Regions from separate parts of the Homo sapiens genome. Here region 2 is linked to region 1. Evidence: chromatin contacts called from ENCODE Hi-C or POLR2A ChIA-PET data. All regions are on one chromosome and are shown on one strand. The core of a region is the stretch at or near the end of the contact, and the rest is flanking DNA. Distances in the headings are between cores, read along the strand shown. Region 1 overlaps PHLPP1 (PH domain and leucine rich repeat protein phosphatase 1). Region 2 overlaps PHLPP1 (PH domain and leucine rich repeat protein phosphatase 1).

Region 1 (7,122 bases), core at 2,927-5,426:
GTTTATTCTTGAGAACACTGGCTTTGGAATCCAAAAGGCCTTGGCTCAAAGGTTAGCTTTACCACTTATTTGACTATTTGAGTTTGGGAAAACTATGTAACTCTTCTAAATCTTAGTTTCCTTAATTTAAAAATTGTTGAAATTTTATATTTGCCTCATAAGATTTTTGGGAGAGCTTAAGTAAATTAGATAAGGTATATAAAGTGCTCCGTAGATACTCAATAATTGATGGTCTTAGAAAAGTTTGTACATCAGTCTAAATGATTATAACTTTGATGTGGCTTTGGACAAATTTTCTCTCCATTTCATGTCTTGCCTTAATGTGGGTTGCTCACCTAACCTGCCTACCAGGGCCTCGCCATGGACAGTAGACAGGTGTCTGCTTCATCTTACGTGTTTGGAAATGCTATGTCTTGTTCCTGTCTAACCTGGCTCTATCACTGGGCTCTCAGTTTTGGCTCCTGGCTCCACATCAGGCCTTTCCTGCCCTGGTGACCTGTTGCTGCCTGTTTCTCTGACGCTCACCTTCACTTGTGAGAGTCACTGGGTTCTGGAGTGGTTTTGTATTCCTCTTTCTGGCTCCATGTGAAAAACAGTGTGATTAGAGGTATATCTCTACCCTCCCACCTGGGATAAGATGATTTTTTTTTTCCACCAAATTAATTATGTTAAATATGTGTGATTTTAATTTATAGTCAAACTGTCTTCTGCATTTTAAGCTCCAGTTTTAATGCTGCATGTTCATTAGAAACATAGCCTCATGAAGATAACTTTGATTTATTGTATTTTCTTAAAAAGGGCCTATATTCACCAGATTTTCATTAGCTTGGAATACATATGAGAAATTTTTAGCTGTGAGTCTTGCTGATTGGAATGAAGATTCCCCTAAGAAACTGTTTTAGTGACTAATAAAAGTTTTGTAAGAAAGTGCCAGTTGCCTCCATCACAAATAACACTTGGTAGCAGTGTTGGAGGTTCAGTGACTTGTCATTGTTTCACATTCTTTTTTGTTATGGTCATGAATTCTCTGTTGTCCTAAGTCCTATTGTAATATGTTTTCAGCCATACTTTTGATTTCATGCTTTTCAGATGCCAAAGGGGTTTGTCTTTGTTACATATTTACGCAAACACTTCGCTGCCTATTTCCTCTTCACTTTACTGATGCTCCTCTTGCTCAACTGGAGGATGTCTGCCAAGAGGCATGAGTCTGCCTGTGCAGGTGTCTCCTAATCCTGATTTTTGCTTGTATTTGTGAACATGTGGCAAGCCTCTTCTGCTGAACCAAGTAAGGGTTGTGGAGAGAGAACAGAGGCACCAGACATAGACTAAGGTGTAAGGAGCAAGATGTAATAGTTTAACTCAATTGGATTTTTTAATTGGGTGGAATAATTCAGGGTTGCCACACAATATTATCACCTAAAAAGATGTGACTTACTGTGAAGGATTCAATACTAAATAATGGGGCTCTCTCTGCCATATATATTCTTGCTTAAAAGTATCTTAGTACAGTGCAGACATATTATATACAAATTTAATTTACATGAATTCAGCTATATGCACTCCATCTTTTATATTAACTATAAGTGTTATATATGTGACAGAATTCACAAATGAAGGAATTTACAGCAATAATTTCAATAATATGTGATTTTATCCTATTCACTGACTTTAATATCTATCCCTAGGTAAGATAGGGATAAATCTCCTATCCTATAAATTCTTACCTGTAAATTATTTGAGGGAAGGAGAAATAACAAGGGGTAGTGACTCTTGGCGGTGTTAAAGATGGCATAGCAAAAGGCAGTGCAGTGGTAATTTTTGACAGATTAAGATCAGATGTTTTCGGGGCAAAGCGCTATTTGTTTTTTGACTTCCAGTGGTCTGTTTTTTGACATCTGTTTGTGCTGTAGTAAAATTAATTTATTTACTTTTATAATGTTTTAAACACTTAGCCATAGTTTGGGTTGCTTCCAGCTCTCATAAGTAAATCACTTTGATGAGAGTTTATGAGAATCTTTAAATAATTTAGGGACCAATAAAATACTGTTCTTGCCAGAAGATAGAAATGATACCCATCAATGGTACTCATGCTAAAACTTAGTGAGTTAAAAGTATTTGTTTTCAGAGTTTTAAAAAAAAAAAAAAAAGATGAGTCACGTATAGTTACTAGGTCTTGATTCTGCTCCCCACAAGCCTTTCTTTTTTTTTTCTTTTTTTTTTTTTTTTGAGACAGAGTCTTGTTCTGTTGCCCAGGCTGGAGCACAGTGGCGTGATCTTGGCTCACTGCAAGCTCTGCCTCCTGGGTTCACGCCATTCACCTGCCTCAGCCTCCTGAGTAGCTGGGACTACAGGTGCCCGCCACCATGTCTAGCTAACTTTTTTGTATTTTCAGTAGAGACGGGGTTTCACCATGTTAGCCAGGATGGTGCCGATCTCCTGACCTCGTGATCTGCCCGCCTTGGCCTCCCAAAGTGCTGGGATTACAGGCGTGAGCCACCACACCCAGCCCACAAGCCTTTCAATAAATGCTATATTGTAATGGTTATTGTAACAAGAAGCTATTGTGCAGCACTCATGAAATGAGTATCTTTTCTGATCCATGAATAGCACTATTAAGGGGACACCTGAAGCCTTGAAGAAAAGCTTTTCTTTTGCCCTTTTTTCTTGATGCATTTTTTTTTTTTCTCTTAGAATAGCTACCAGTTTATGTTTGGAATACAGCCTAATAACTTGTGCCTTAACCTAATTAAATCATGTTTCTTATGGGGTGAAATGATTGACTGTAGGCACAACAGTCCACATAATGGAAGTAAAAAAGCAATACGGAATTTATAGTTGACTTTTAGAGAACTTATACTTCTCACAATTTTGGTCTGGTCTCTCATTCAAGAAAGGGCCTGAGAATGAGAAGAAAGATGGCCACAGCAAGAAAGGGCCTAGTGTCTGCCACCTGGCTAGGCAGAGCTGAAGCTGCTGGCTACAGCTCAGAGCACTTGTAACTCCAGACCCAGGCTCATGGCCTCCAAGGTTGTGCATTTTTAAGATTCAAGACGATGGGGAGTATTTTGAAGTTATTCTCATTCTCTGATTGTACTTTCCTCCTCCTAGACTTCACATGGGGCAGACAGTGGGGTATGTCTAAAGCAGTGGTTCTCATGAGCATTTGGCAACATCTGGAGACTTTTTCATTGTCACAAATAGAGGGATTACTTTGACATTTGTCATTGGACAGTGAAACATCCTACAATACACAGGATAGCCTCTCAGGAAAGAATTATCTGGCCCCAAATGTCAATAGTGAGAGTAAAAGAGGAATGTAAAGTTTCTACTATAATAGTTTCATCCCAAAGGCTAATAGAAAGAAAGCAGGGACAGAATTCTTATTTTAGGCTTGAGGAGGGTAATAGAAGTTGGTGTACTATAACTCATGGTAGGTTTTGTAGCCATACCCATAAGCTGTCATCTTCAGAAGGAAGAGAAGTTTAAGGGCTAAGTTTGTTCCAGTGAAGGCCAACTTGCAGTTAAGTGAGTGGTGCAAAATCAGAAACTGCTAAAGCCACACATTTGTCTGTGTGCTGAAGAAATGGGAGAATTATCACTAATAAAACCTCATGTTGTTTGCAGATATATAACCTGCTTCAGTACGTGTTAACGTTTTGGACTATTTGGTCATTTCATTTAGTCCTAATTGAACTTTTTGAGAGTGAATTGGAACAGAGCACAAGCTAGTTTCACTGACACTTAAATCAACAGAAGATTATGGGGATCCTTTTTTGAATTCAGTAATTGTGGTTTCCTTTTTGACGTAGTTGCCGTAATTGAGAAATTGAAGCATGGTCTGTTCAGGGCAAAATGAGTCATAAAATCAGAAGATATATAGATATTTGTGGAAAAAAAGATTAATATAGCATAAATGCTAGAGGAGGGGAGAATAATTTGAAAAACTCCTTATTTATAACGAAGGCAATTAAATCATAGCTCCAAAATTAGGTTGTTATAAAACATAGAAAACCAGATAATTGGTATGTTTTTCTGTTTGACTCTCAATTTTAAAGGACTGTAATTGATGTATTGTTTATATTGTTCACTAAATACAGTGTTTGGCTGATAGGGAGGGAATAGAGAATGCATGTGATCACTCAGAGATATTCAGTGCTTCTCCCCCAAAACAATTATAGTGCCGTGGCTGCCAACAGTGATGTCACAGTCAGTAGATAAAGAGCCATTTAAGACTCTCTGTATCATCCTCAGAAGGACAGGGAGAATTTATGTAACATCTGAAGCAGTGTTAAGATTCCTGCTGTGTTCATCATTCAGGAAAGGAGAGAGTACTGTTTATAGAGGGAGAAGCGGTTGCTCTGTTTGTTAGAGCAAAAACAAATTCAAAGCAGTACCTTGGGACTGAAATAGAGAAATAAGGCTGGTTTCTCTACCTTTGTGCTGTGGCTATTAGAGATGGTGTTGGGCAAGATTGATCTACCTAGATTGTAAATTTTAGTACTGTTTATAGATTAGTAACATCCTTCTGGGGAGAAGAAAATGGCATTAATATAGACTTAAATTGTTTGTGGAAAAAAAGTTTCCTTACAGGCAAGAAAAGCGTAACATGAAAGTAGTTTTCCTAATGCCAAAGGCTTTCTCCGCTGCCCACTGTGCTGTTTTGCCAAAATTTTGGCATTGTTCTTTTCTCGGGTCATTACCGTTCATGCTGGATTTGGGGCCTAAGTAAAAAAGGAATATGCTGTCGGTTTAATTTTGGAGGTGAGGAAACCATGCCATCGTTTGGTATGGCAGGAGTGGGCCATGCAGGGGGAAGAGTGGTAAGCTGAACTGAATTGTATTTGAATATTTTCAGTCCATAGCCAAGTGCCTGACCTGCAACAAGTGCTTAATCAATAACTGTAATAATCATAGGTAGATACACATAGGGAGATGACTACTTCCTAAATATATCTCTTATCACCCTCTTTGACTTTCTATCCCTGCCTTAACTCAAGATTGTCATTAATTTCTTGTAGTCAGTTTAACCAGTGATAGCCTCTAGTGTGGTCCCTCAGTTTCTAGTCCCTTCTGCACACTGATGCCAGAGCATCTTCCTAAAAGAGAGACATTACATTTCTTAATATAGGCGTCTGTGGCTAATGCTCACAGGTAAAAGTCAGTTTTTAAAGTGTTCCTTGCAGTGTAAGGAGTAATAGGCATTTTAAAAGATAAACATCTTTATTCTATGTCTACAAGCCCTCTCCAGCAGACGGATGAGTCTGATGCTTCCCATATCTTGAACTTTATGAATGGAACCATCAAGTTGGTTATCATTTATTATTATCACCATCTTGTTGTAGTATCACCATTTTGTTGTTGTTATTGTTGTTTTGTTTTGTGATCCTTAACTATCATTATTACTTTTGGTTGAGAGTTAAGTCCATGGAATCAGACTGTCTTGGCTGTTTTATTTCCTAGCTCTGTGACCTTGGGTAAGTTACTAATCTCGCTGCCTTATTTTCAAAGTTACTGTTCCCATTGTCTTTGCTTTTTGCAACAAACTTTTCATTTAAACATCTGATTTTCTTGATCAATATTAAGGAGAAAAAGTCATCTGCAATTTAAGAATGCTGTTTACAAAGCAAATGAATAAAAAATCATTGACTTTTTTTGTATCTACACTTAAAGGCTGTCCTAAGCTCTTGCTTTTAATAGTAGCTACACTTAGTAGAATGATTTTGGTAAAAGGTTCACAGTCTGCTCTGTGAACTGCCTCTTCTAAAAGCTACCAGTTGTGCCAAAGAAGTAATGACATTTGTCTTCATTTTTTGCAATGGTTTGTGCTGTTTATTTAGTATAAAATTTCTGATGTAACATAATTAGAATGAGTATTTGGTCAGTTAATTGAAAAAGCTGGCTAAAGGAGAATATAAAATGTTTAAGGTAATTTGCAAATACTTTCCCCATCTTAGACTTTATCTAGAGGCAGGGAGGTGTAGAATACCTCTAAAGCGTGCATGCATTCATTCATTTATTTATTTATTTAGAGACGGAGTCTCACTTTGTCGCCCAGGCCAGAGTGCAGGGAAAAAATTCAATTTTCTCTGGAATTTTAGATTCCAGAGAAAAGATGTTTTACTCAGGATGCCTTTTTTTTCTCTCTTTTCTTTTTAGCTTAACAGATTGCTCTCAATTTTTGAAATATAGCTAACCCCAATTATCTGTATATGGTACACTCAGCCCACTGCAACCTCCACCTCCTGTAAATGATTCTCCTGCCTCAGCCTCACGAGTAGCTGGGACTACAGGCACGTGCCGCTACTGCCTGGCTAATTTTTGTATTTTTAATAGAGACGGGTTTTCGCCATGTTAGCCAGGCTGGTCTCGAACTTCTGACCTCAGATGATCCGCCCACCTCGGCCTCCCAAAGTGCTGGGATTAGAGGCTTGAGCCACCGTGCCCGACCTAAAGCATCGTTTTGAAGGGAGGAACTGAGGGGAGCAAAGAATAATTCCTAGTTTAATATTCCGAGGATGACAGAAGCAGGAATTGAATTTTTATTTTAGTTCTTGCCTTGGAACCAGGGTATAGATTTTTATCAGCCTTTTCCCATTTACAGTTTCTTTCTGAACCTATTTTGGTATTTTTATTAATTGATTCACTTGATTGAGTTTCTCCAAAGCATTTAGTTTAATTTTCACAGAAATTACTTTGCCTTCATATTTCACTGGTCTACGTAAATGTTATTAATAATGTAATTACAAGTACAATTAGCATTACCGTGCAGCGGGGGTGGGGGATAGGAATATGCTGTGCATACTAGTGGGGGATCCCATGGTGTTATGGATTTCACCGATGTGTTTTACTGAAGGAATGGAGATGTGTGGGTAATCCAGTGGGTTGGTTAAGTGGAACTTGGTTAAAAGTACATTTGCCCTGTTTAGAGTCTTTATCCAGACTGCTGCCTTTGGGAGAACATTGCTAGTTTTATTAGACCTCAATGGCACTGTATTCATTCAGTATCCTGTCATAAACATTTCATGTCTGTTTTATGTTATTTGATTTTTTCAATAATACATCAATGAAGACGTTATGCCAATAGCATTTTCTATCTGTTTGAAGCTGTGGTCTCCTGAGGCG
Region 2 (7,122 bases), core at 2,583-5,082, 150 kb after region 1:
CTGTAATCCCAGCACTTTGGGAGGCCGAGGTGGGCGGATCACCTGAGGTCAGGAGTTCGAGACCAGCCTGGCCAGTGTGGCAAAACCCCGTCTCTACTAAAAATACAAAAATTAGCCGGGCTGGTGATGCATGCCTGTAATCTCAGCTACTTGGGAGGCTGAGACAGGAGAATCACTTGAACCCAGGAGGTGGAGGTTGCAGTGAGCCGAGATCAAGCCATTGCACTCCAGCTTGGGCAACAGAGCAAGACTCCATCTCACAAAAAAATAAAATTAAATAAAAAGACTTTGCTTTTTAAGTATCATTCTTCAACAAAAGGAATCAGGTGTCCTTGGAAACAGGATTGAGTGTAGGGCTAGAGCAGGCTGAATACAAGATGAGCCCAAAAGTAAAGAAATGCTCACAAAATGACGGGAGCATGTCAAAGGATGCGTGAGTCAACTTGAAGGAGCTCCCAGTGGCCACATTTGGGACAACGTGAGCAAAAAGTACACAATGATAGTAATAAATTCTATCCAGCAGAATAAAATAAACATCAATATGACCATACTGAAATAAAGCAAGTAATTAGGTAAATAAATTGGGAGAGCTCTTGTAGGATAATTCCATTTAACAAACTGTAAGTAGAGGGAATCATGAAAATAGAAAAATCACTTGGCAAACAACACAGAAATGATTGTTACAAGCACAAATGCTAAATTAATGGGCAAAAGTATGAGAAACAGAAGAGTTTCATAGTCTCAAATGATCTCTCCACACGTTATTTAATTACAAAAGAAAAAATTATTACTTTGCAGTGGAGATGCTTGGCAGACACCACCTTAACCAAGTAATCAAAGTTAATATCTCCAATAATAAGACATTGGCCTCACATATATCCTGATGTGATGCCCTGAGAAGGGCACAACCTCTGCGATATTTTTGCCAAAAACGCATGACCTTACTCTAATGATGATGAAACATAAAACCTAAATTGAGAGACATTTTACAGAATGTTTGTCGAGTACACTTCAAAAACATCAAGGTCATCTAAGATAATAAGACTGATTGGAGAAGAAAGGAGGACTGATAATGAAATACAACGTGAAGTGTCAGCCTTGTGAAGATAGATGGAACTGTCAAAAGTACTTTGTTATAAAAACAAGCAATAATAAGAAACTTGGAATGTTTACACTTCTGGAATGCTTCGGAGACAGAAATCAGAGGGTTGCCTAAAAGTAAGAGTTTTGCTGGGGTTAGACAGTTGTGACTATGTAGAGTTTTAATGGTATATAAGTCCCAGTACAGATTTCCAGAAAAATCATTTTTACAATACCTGGTATGTCTACAAATAGATAAATCTGTTATGGTACCAAATCCTGTGCCCTGTTTCTAAGAGAATTTGGCTGTAAAATTTAAGGGTGTGCTGGAAATTACTAAAAAGCAAACAAAACAAAAAATATATAGATGAGTCAAATGGACAGAATATGCCAAGGAGAGCAGAGCAATTGCTCAAGAAGCAGGAAATGGATTTGTCTCACTGTTGTTGCGGGTGACTTTCCAAACACTTTAGGGCAGGAGCCATATCTGTGTGTCTTTTCTCTGAGACTTTTGAACTCTATGCTGAGAGAAGTTCTTGAGTACTGTGCTATTTACTAACTTGTTTTAAGAATTGAGTTTGAAATGCTGTGCACACGTGGTCTTCACATTACATGCAGGTGCCCTGCTTGACCCTCCAGCTCTTTTAGAAAAAAAGGACCTATGAAAATGTCCCCACAAAAAGGTTTTTATAATTATTTTTCAACATTTGAATTTTGGAGACACATGGTAGAAAACTGTGGACTTGAGACTGATGAAATCCGAGTTTTATTTCTGTCTCTGCCACTAGTTACTATTGAGCCATTGCCAAATAATGTTACTTTCTCAGCTTTGAGTTTTGTCTTTCGTGAAATATGAGAGGTTATATCTCTGGGGTGATGGAAAAATCAAATGAGATAGAAAATAGTGGCCAGGTGCAGTGGCTCACACCTGTAGTCCCAGCACTTTGGGAGGCCTAGGCAGGTGGGTCACTTGAAGTCAGGAGTTCGAGACCAGCCTGGCCAACATGGTGAAACCCTGTCTCTGCTAAAAATACAAAAATTACCTGGGCATGGTGGTGCATGCCTGTAATCCCAGCTACTCAGGAGGCTAAGGTGGGAGAATTGCTTGAACCTGGGAGGCGGAGGTTGCTGTGAGCCAAATGCCACTGCATTCCAGCCTGGGCAACAGAGCAAGACTCTGTCAAAAAAGAAAATAAAAAAGAAGAAGGAAGAAAGGTCTGTGGTGTCTGTGGAATCTACAAAGTACCTTACAAATGAAAAGAAAACAGTCATATGTTACTGCTTTTTCTCTAATTAGAAGAGGATTGCATAGTGAAAAATGTTATATGGATGAAGCATGAAACAGCTGTTGGCACATTAAACCATCTTTTTTATAGTATACTTATTACAAAATTCTGTAAGGAAGAAGCTTGAGGATAGTTATCACATCATACAGAGTTGAGACCTGACTCAGCCCTTTAAGAATTCAGCTTTTTTGCAAGGTTGAAAGCAGAGAGTGGGGTTCTGGAGCCTATTTATTTACTAAAATTGTTAACCATCCTGGAGAAACTTTGCAAAACTAAAGTATTTGTTCGTTCTGGTGGAAGGATGAAATGTAGACTATTAAACCAATTTAAATTGTCTCCTGCTGAAACATTGTGAGGTTTTAGGAAGAATGGCTTAAGTGAATGGGTATTGAATTTAATTTTCCTGATACTATGATAATAAAAAATATTTTTAGTCCAATTGTTTGCTCTTTGACTATTAACCAGCAAGGTGATTAAGTCAGACTTTATGCAGTTCAGATGATGTCCTTTGGAACCACTTCATGTGGTTTCAACTAACTAGTTTCATTTCTTGGAGGTGGATGATGCTGGCAGTTTCCCCCTTAATTTTGCATAAAAGGTATATAGTTCCTTAATTACAGACAACTTTCAAAAAGATGAGAGGATAAATCTTTGAGGAAATCACTTTCTTCCCTTTATTCAGATGCCATGAGGGGTTTTTTAAGTTGCTTGGCAGCTTTCTAGATGAGCATTCACTTGTCTGTTTTTAAAACATTCCCTCTTTTTCTGGCCTAAAAAATATGCAAACATGAATTCACTTTGTTTTATCGCATGTGTTTGTGTGTGTATAACTACATATTTCCTAGAGAATTCTATTTTTGTCTTTTTTCTTTCTTTCTTTCTTTCTTTTTTTTTTTTTGAGCCGGAGTTTCGCTCTTGTTGCCCAGGTTAGAGCACAATGGTGCAGTCTTGGCTCATTGCAACCTCTGCCTCCCGGGTTCAAGTGATTCTGCTGCCTCACCCTCTCGAGTAGCTGGGATTACAGGTGCCTGCCACCACACCCAGCTAATATTTGTATTTTTAGTAGAGGAGGGGGGTTTCACCATGTTGGCCAGGCTGGTCTCGAACTCCTGACCTCAGGTGATCCACCCGCCTCAGCCACCCAAAGTGCTGGGATTACAGGTGTGAGCCACTGCGCCCAGCTGAGAATTCTATTTTAATGAAATTATTTTATATAGTTTCCCAGCCAACACTAGTCCATGATATTTTAGGGCAATAAAATTTATTTCTTACATTGTAATTTATTCTAATGCTACACTAAAGAAATTCTTAACAGGAAATAAGGTGGTCTAAATGGGATCTAAAGAAACAGACTCATAAAAATACTCTAAACAGCGATGGTAAACAACTATGTTGCTGAAACTTGTTTCCTTCCTACTTCAAAACCATTTCAGAAACTGCAGGAGTGACCTTTATTTCCTTCTCTGTAGCACACACGACTATAATTTCCCGTGACTATTTATGGTCTGGATAGCCGTTCTCTAACTTCCTTTTTTTTTTTTTTAATGTCAACGGAATACGTGTTTCTTTAATGGAAAATGTTCTATTTTGGGGAAGCTGCTTTTCCTCAGATAAGTAATGGAGTTGGTGCTTGTGTGTTGAAGGGGTTGTACAAGATTGAAGAGTTTTAAATTAGTGGACTGAGAGCTTGAAGTGACAGTCCTGGTGAGGACTCCTAGTAGCCTTTTTTTTTCTCTCCAAGATTAAAAATAACTGCCTGGTATTCTGTATTCTTTTTAAGGATGATTTTATTCTTTTTTTTTTTAACAGATGGCAGAATAGTCCTGAATTGAATGGTGAAAGTTTCAAACCAAAGTGATTGAAATGAGGGAATAGTGTGGTTCATCAACAGGGTTGATCTGGGGGCCAGGGGGAGGCATGGGAGATTTCACCCTTCTAACTCTTGTAGGCAAGTGCTATGTACTGAGCACTGTCTCTTTCCCACCTGCTGCAGCTGCACAGTTGGACATTCGTCATGAATCAGGAGGGTCATCTCTGACTCTTGAGGGTGACACAGTCCGTCCCTTTGGAGTGATTTGGAACCTGATCACAGCAAGGATTTGTTGCCATTCCCCAGCTTTGCAATGTGCATTTAACTACATTTCACAATCACCGTGGAGGATTTTTTTTTTTTTGGGCAATTTTACTTATCTTAGTTATAAAACCATTCTTTATATTTTATCCACGTTTCTTTTTCTTTCTTTTCTTTTTTTTTTTTTTTTTTTTTTTTTTTTGAGATGGAATCTCGCTCTGTCGCCCAGGCTGGAGTACAGTGGTGCGATCTCCGCTCACTGCAAGCTCTGCCTCCTGGGTTCACGCCATTCTCCTGCCTCAGCCTCCCGAGTAGCTGGGACTGCAGGCGCCCGCCACCACACCCGGCTAATTTTTTGTATGTTTAGTAGAAACAGGGTTTCACCATGTTAGCCAGGATGGTCTCGATCTCCTGACCTTGTGATCCGCCTGCCTCGGCCTCCCAAAGTGCTGGGATTACAGGCGTGAGCCACCACGCCTGGCCTTTATCCTCTTTTCACTCTAGCATCTGAAAAGTGTGGCAGCAATATATTATCTTGTTTGTTTGTTTTAATGTAAAATTTATTTAAGTACAATATAAATACAGAAAAGAGGCCAGATCATAAGTGTAGCCCTTGATGCTTCGTCTCAAAGTGAGCACACTTGTGTAACCAGCACCTGGACTAAGAAACAGAACATTACAATATTTGAAACGTTACACGCCGTCTCCTGGATACTGCCTCCTTTCCCTCCCCACCTAAGAGTTACTGCCATCCTGACTTCTGTTACTACAGAGTAATTTTGCCTGACTTTGAACTTTATATAGTTATGGGATCATGCAGTGGGTCTCCTCTTGTATCTGGCTTCTTCTGGTCATTATGTGTTTGTGAGATTCATCCTGTTGATACATGTTGTTTTAGTTCTTTATTCTCATTGCTACATCATATTATGTTGTTTTAATAGAGAGCAAATTATCTCCTGCACTTGTGAAAGCCAGTAAAATGTGCTTTGGACTTTATACTGAAGAGGACTCAAGTCACTATGTGATTTAGTTGCATTGTGATCTAATACCTGTTTTATTACTATAAGAACCATTTATTTATTATTTATTTATTCACCTAATTTTTATAGAGGCAGGATCTTGCTTTGTTGCCCAGGCTGGTCTCAAACTCCTGGCATCCTCCTGCTTTAGCAAAAACTTTTGATTACAAAATAGGAAACTGTTTTTCTCTTCCTTAAGTCAGAATATTAACTTTACCATATCACTTTCTCTTCCACTCCCCGCCAACTATAAAAATAATTGCTTCCCCTTACCTTTGTGCTTCCATAAAAATTGGTTGTATCTCTGTGTTTAATACATATAGATAGCTATTGTGGTCATGATAGTTAGTGAATCACAGATACAAATACTTGCTAATTGAACTCCTTGAAGCCAGGGCTTGTCTTTTCAATTCATGTTTCTGATCCCAGCTTCTAATATGCCTGGTATCAAAGCTTTTAGGTTTCTTGAGGGTTTTTGTGACTTTTCAATGGCATTTTGTTGCGTTTTGTCATTGTAGCCTGAGATTCCTGAACGCCTCTGCGAACAAACTGGAAAGCCTTCCTCCAGCCACGCTTTCCGAAGAGACAAACAGTATCTTACAAGAGTTGTATTTGACAAATAACAGCCTCACAGACAAATGTGTGCCCTTGTTAACGGGACACCCCCATTTGAAGATCCTTCACATGGCCTATAACCGACTTCAGAGTTTTCCAGCAAGGTAAAGGACAGTTGTAAAGCTGCGTTCTGAATTGCATTTCTCAAAGTGTATTCATAGAAAGGTGAAGGCTGAAATATTTATTTCCCAGGTGATGTCAAGTTTGTTTGCTTGTTCCTGCTCCCTTCACAGTTTCCTTTATGTAAGCTATGATGACATTTCCCTAAAGAGAAGTAGATTGGTTTTCTTCATATGTGTCCAAAGACCTAATCACAAGAATGTTCTTAAGATTTTGAAATAAAATGTGTTGTTTAGCAGGTATGTTTTTTCTTTTACTTCTTTTTAACCAGTCAGATTAATTTTTTAAAAAACCATTATCCTAGAGCCAGGTGTGGCAGTGCGTGCCTGTAGTCCCAGCTACTCGGGAGGCTGACATGGGAGGGTCACTTGAGCTGAAGAATTCGAGACCAGCCTGGGCAACATAGTGAGACCCTATCTATTAAAAAATAAAGTAAATAATAAAGTTTCCAAAAACATTAACCTAATAGGGTATGTGGGAATTAGAATGTAAACCAGGAACCTGAAAATCCTTCATTATCTACCAAACTTTATATTCATATTCATGATGTACAGAGCAGTGGTAGACTCTACTACCATAGAAACTGTAACATTGCAAATTCTGGCTCTCAAAATAGTCCATTTTTAATTTGTTTTTACTTTAATTTCTAATTTTCGGTGAGCGGTGACATTATATCTAGCTTTGAGTGAATCTGCGTGCTGAGCCTGCCGTGAGGATTTACCGTGTTTCCATTTCATTGGCTTTTATCCATCTAACAAGTTAGGGCTTGAACACACACCCACGCATCAAAGAAACAAACACTAACCCTTCTGGTTTCTGCTTGGTAACTGCAACTCAGCATTGGGGCCAAATCAAAACACTATCATAGCTTCCCTCTGCTGCCTTCAGGGCTACCAGTCTGTTCGAGCCCTTGCTGAAGAAGGAAGGCCCG

The links. Hi-C counts contacts between places; a loop is a spot of excess contacts on that map. ChIA-PET counts read pairs that join two places held with the same protein, here RNA polymerase II (POLR2A). Pooled maps may share reads with other maps.
Region 2: a loop to region 1 is called in a pooled map, with 2.0 times the contacts of the local background. The contact joins two enhancer-like sites. A Hi-C loop is called at or near these places in 4 of 50 pooled maps. POLR2A ChIA-PET finds 5 or more read pairs at or near these places in 2 of 52 experiments (GM10248 and WTC11).

The regions. Positions count from the first base shown.
Region 1 is chr18:62,781,020-62,788,141 of GRCh38, forward strand. All of the region lies in intron 1 of PHLPP1 (PH domain and leucine rich repeat protein phosphatase 1), which reads left to right. Among named protein-coding and RNA genes, the nearest start is that of PHLPP1, 69 kb to the left of the region's middle. Within about 2 kb of position 4,177, at least 7 of the 41 ENCODE cell types and tissues checked have a DNase peak (open chromatin) inside an H3K27ac peak, as active enhancers do.
Region 2 is chr18:62,935,744-62,942,865 of GRCh38, forward strand. It overlaps PHLPP1 (PH domain and leucine rich repeat protein phosphatase 1), which reads left to right. Exons shown (of 17, transcript NM_194449.4): 11 at 5,975-6,175. Among named protein-coding and RNA genes, the nearest start is that of PHLPP1, 220 kb to the left of the region's middle. RefSeq lists an enhancer at 6,244-7,122. Within about 2 kb of position 3,833, at least 2 of the 41 ENCODE cell types and tissues checked have a DNase peak (open chromatin) inside an H3K27ac peak, as active enhancers do.